Linked DNA regions of Homo sapiens: region 2 is linked to region 1. The links are chromatin loops, found by intact Hi-C in ENCODE. Cell type or tissue: sigmoid colon. All regions are shown on one strand.

Region 1 (2,500 bases):
CAGTCCAGTTTCAAGAGTGAACAGGCTGTGAAAAGACCTAGTATTGCTTTAGAATAAGTAATTGTGAAATGGAAAAACTATTAAGGGAAGAGAGCACAAATATTGGGTAATAGCAGTGGTTGGTCAAACTGATTCAGAAAGCCCTTATGGTTCAGTATATTTTATTTGGGTAAAAAGGGAGGAGTTCTCTTAAGAATGTTTAAATACATTATTTTAAAAAAATTGAAACAGAGTCCCACTCTATTGCTCAGGCTGGAGTGCAGTGGCTCATTCATAGCTCATGGCAGCCTCAAACTCCTGGGCTCCAGCCATCCTCCCACCTCAGCCTCCCAAGTAGCTGAGACTACAGGAATGTGCTACTATGACTGGCCAATTTTTAAAATTTGTAGTAGAGACAGGGTCTTACTATGCTGCCTAGGCTGGTCTCAAACTCCTGGGCTCAAGTGATCTTCCTGCCTTGGCCTCCCAAAGCACTGGGATTGCAGGTGTGAGCCATTGTGCCTGGCATAAATACATTCTTCAAAGCACCTGGAGTGCTGTTTGGGCTGGCAAAGCTCTGGGGATCAAGTCCCAGAATGATGCGTGCACTTCCTCACCAAAATAGTGCTGCTTTTCCTTCTGTCTGGGATGTCTAACCTGTCTCCAAGCTTGGCCCTCTGACCTGCAGGCTTAAGCTTCAGCCTGGACTCTTCTGTGAAGGCATTGCTGACCCCTTCAGAGAGATTCTAGAGTGATTTCCCAGGCCCCCCTGTACAGCGGTCCACCTGCATTATTTGCAATTGCCACATGGCCCCACATGTCGCCTCATGAGGCTGGGAACTCCCAAAGGCAGTGGCTAATAGGTGCTCAATAAATGCTTGGGAAAGGAATTCGTTGTTGCTTTTCGGATACTGGGGATTTAAAATAAATATTACAAAGTATTTTGGGAGAAAAATATAATGGTGTCTACTAGAGTTCAAAGCAATGTGCAACTCTGCCATAATTTTAAGCTCTTGGTATACTTGTTATCCTGAATGATGTCAAGTATTGTAATCCAGTTTCGTGAATCTACGACAGGACAACTAGCAGCTCTGGGGGAAGGAAGCACAAAACGCAGAAAGCAAAAGGAACCGCATCAAATTACAAGTAGAGCTAGGCAAGCGGCACATTGAAGAGGCTGCTTAAAACACACACGTGGGATGGCCACAAGGTGGCAGCTTAGAACCGTGACATTACGCATCGACCATTCAAAGACCGAACAGCGGGGAATGTGGCAGGCTGGAGAGTGGAGAGCGGGTTTATTGGGGCAATTAGAACCGGGAAAGGAGAAAGAGACCGTGATTTATTGTATTTGGTGCGCACATCCTTATAATTTTGTTTGCCCTAGAAAAAAGCACAGGCACACACACTTAAATGCATATACACAGCAAAGACTCATCAATTTCACTCTTGAGAAGCGTTAACCCCAGAATGAGTCTCCTGTGCAGTCGCGAGCTGGCTGTTTCCTGAGGTGGCCTCACGTCCTTCGTACCTTTTATGGCGTGCTTTTATAGGCTGTTTAAGAACTTTTTTTTTTTTTGAGACGGAGTCTCGCTGTGTTGCTCAGGCTGGAGTGCAGTGGCACGATCTCGGCTCACTGCAACCTCTGCTTCCCGGGTTCAGGTGATTCTCCTGCCTCAGCCTCCTGAGTAGCTGGGATTACAGGCGCACGCTACCATGCCCGGCTAATTTTTGTAATTTTTTTTTGGTAGAGACAGGGTTTCACCATGTTTGCCAGGCTGGTCTCAACTCCTGACCTCAGGTGATCCGCCTGCCTGCCTCGGCCTTCCAAAGTGCTGGGATTACAGGTGTGAGCCACTGCGCCCGGCCAGGACTTCTTAAGAGTACTTTTACTTTCTCTGGGGTTCATGTAACATATTTACTTTAGAACCTCACTAAGTTGCTACTCTACTCTGCTTATAAAAATATACATATAGAAATCCATATATTATTATAGACTATATACATCTATATTATACGTTATAATAATATGTAGCATTAATTGATGAATCAGGAAACCAGTGCTTTCTACTATGCCTTTGAAATAGTGGGTGCTTAATATATGTCTGCTGAACTGAAGGGAAACAGAATACATATTTTGGAAAATGGAAGGTGTGGACACAGTAGCAGAGGAATATTGCAACACAGTGTAGAGGATCATAAAGGGGCAAAAGGGAGAAGAGAATGTCTACCTCTCTGCCACTTCTCAGAGCTAACCTGCTGTACCCAAGGGTCCATGAAACTCAAGGTCCCATTCCCTAGTTTTTGTTTTGTTTTTTTGTTTGTTTGTTTTGAGACAGAGTCTCACTGTCGCCCAGGCTGGAGTGCAATGGCGTGATCTCCGCTCACTGCAACCTCCGCCTCCCATGTTCAAGCCATTCTCCTGCCTCAGCCTACCAAGTAGCTGGGATTACAAGCGCGAGCCACCAAACCCAGCTAATTTTTTTTTTTTTTTTTTTTTTTTGAGACTGAGTCTCGCTCT
Region 2 (2,500 bases), 390 kb after region 1:
AAAACTTTTTAAAAGAGCAGTTTTATGTTCATAGCAAAATTGAGTGGAAAGTACAGAGAAAGTACCTTTACTCCCCTGCCCCTGCACAGCCTCGCCCTCTATCAACATCCCCACCAGGGTGATGCATTTGTTACAACTGATGAACCTACATTCATTGATTGGCGCATTGTCACCCAGAGTCCATAGTTTACATTAGGGTCCACTTTTGCTATTGTACATTCTATGGATTTAGATAAATATTTAATGACATGTATCCACCATTACATCATCACATAGAGCAGTTTGAGGGCCCTAAAGACAATGACACCTTAATTTTTTTTTTTTTTAGTTACTTGTTTTTAGCACTCAAAATTGCTTAAAAGTTTAGGAAACATGCTTGACATCTATAAGCAGAGGGCTTAAACGGGCACAGGGTGCCAAGAACTGCAGGACACAAAGCAACCCAAACCTGACCCTGTATCAGCATTCAAAAGAAAGCAGAGTGGTCTTGTGGAGTGGCTTTGTTAGCAAGCATGGAGAATCAGGGTGCCCTTGCAGGAGCCAGGGGACCTCTGGGAACAGGGTTTTGATTAGAAGTCAATGGTCATGGGGCTTGGAGAGACCGGTGAGTAATTTTCTATTTCAGCGTGGATAAATACAGGAAGCACCAAGACAGCTGAGCTCTGAAACGGCAGACAAAGGGCAAGATTTTCTTAAGTACTGGCTGAAGTGACTCTCCTCTAAGCCTGCTAATTAGGGGATTTAATCTCCCAGCAGGTGAAAAGGACAAAGGGCTTTTTCCATAGTGTTTTGCCAAATTCTAAGGTTAAGCACAGTCCAAAAGCTATTAGCCTTCTGCCAATATGAGAATGAATCACAAGTAATGTGAGGGAATTAAAATCAAGGTTAGATTAAGTCAAAAAATAATTAAAAACCATTTAAGGGAATCAGGAAGTTATGTGATGTGTACCTAAGTATTTCTTTTTCATTAAATCTTATTTCAAATTGTATATATTATCATTAATATGCACATGTTGGGGTGGTTTATGTTTAATCTGTAGAGGTTGTTATTTTAGTAAGGTTGTATATAAAATACTATGGAAAGAAGCATATGAGAAATAGAATTTGATGCTTAGCACTGAGAAGGTAATTACCCTGCTGGGAAGGACGCCTGACCTAGGGTCCCCTAACAGGCACCACCACCACCTGGTGGCTCTTGATGACGTTGCAGGAGTAAAGCCTCAGAGGAAGCCTTTAGCTTCTGGGGAGCATTTCTTACAAATTCAAATTTTTTTTTTCAGTGAATATGATTCAGTTGCTATACTGCCAAAGAGGAGAAAGGGTCTAATACTTACTGAGCATCTACTTTAGGACGGCAGCCAGTCTAGGGACTTTGTGTATCTCATCCTCCTAGCAGCCCTATGCTGTACATAATATCACCATTTTGCAGCTGAGAAAACCAAGGCCTAGCAAGATCAAGTGACTTGCTCAAAATCAAAGAACTGGGCCTGCCAGAGCTGTGGGCTGAAATCAGATTTGCCTGACTCCAGAGCCCATAGTCTTTGCAAAGCTTACTGCCTGAATTTGGCATAAGAAAGGGTGGTGAGACGCCTTATGACTTTTTTAAGGGATTGATGCAGAATTTAGACCCACAGTTAATGTATTCATTTTTGGGCACATTTAAGAATAAGTATTTGATATACCAAATTGATACACTGTTCATCTTTTGGAATAGTGGATGAGATCTTTTGCCAAGGTGGTGTGGGTATCCAAGATAAGTGAGAAAACGTTAAATCTGTTAGAATGTCAAAGCCTACAAATTAAGAAGATTTATTTATTTACCAAGTATTTATCAAGGATCTGTTTTATTCTAGGTATGGAGAAATACAGATGAATTGAATATGATTCCTGCCCACAAAGACCTTATAAAGTTATAGACATGTGACATCATATATTATACCTCTATTCTAACACACAACTTCAAGTAATCTTTTAGAAACAACAACCAAACAATTAAATAATGAAAATGTGGTACCATTCTTACCTGGCTTTCCTCCTATCTTATATAGCCTTATCCTTATTTTTTTTTTCTTTTGCTTGTTCAACATTAAGGTTCTGATTTTAGCTTTCTTCTCTTTCTACCCATTCTCTCCTGATGACCTTACTCATTTCTATTGCTTCAACCATAATTCACTTTATTTTTATTTTTTTATTGAGATGGAGTCTTGCTCTGTCACTGAGGCTGGAGTGCAGTGGCGCGATCTCGGCTCACTGCCAACCTTGCCAACCTCGCCAACCTCTGCCGCCCGGGTTCAAGCGATTCTTGTGCCTTAGCTTCTGGAATACTTGGGATTATAGGCATGCAACACCACACTAATTTTTTTTTTTTTTTGTATTTTTACTAGAGACCGGGGTTTCGCCATGTTGGCCAGGCTGGTCTCGAACTCTTGACCTCAGGTGATCCACCCACCTCAGCCTCCCAAGGTGCTGGGATTACAGGCGTGAGCCACTGCTCCCGGCC

The links. Peaks named below come from ENCODE experiments on the same cell type or tissue, not always from the same donor. Only the 100,000 strongest peaks of a DNase experiment are listed, where the experiment ranks them.
Region 2: a loop joins it to region 1, with 9 times the contacts of the local background. A loop is called at or near these places in 105 of 110 quality-filtered maps.

Annotation. Positions count from the first base shown.
Region 1 is chr18:32,157,020-32,159,519 of GRCh38, forward strand. No RefSeq gene overlaps it. Among named protein-coding and RNA genes, the nearest start is that of MEP1B, 32 kb to the right of the region's middle. RefSeq lists a silencer at 1,163-1,212. In sigmoid colon, a CTCF peak has its summit at 1,179 (motif pointing right); a DNase peak (open chromatin) is centred at 1,202; H3K4me3 peaks cover 744 bases; H3K27ac peaks cover 609 bases.
Region 2 is chr18:32,548,259-32,550,758 of GRCh38, forward strand. No RefSeq gene overlaps it. Among named protein-coding and RNA genes, the nearest start is that of GAREM1, 79 kb to the left of the region's middle. RefSeq lists an enhancer at 277-830. In sigmoid colon, a CTCF peak has its summit at 1,218 (motif pointing left); a DNase peak (open chromatin) is centred at 1,180.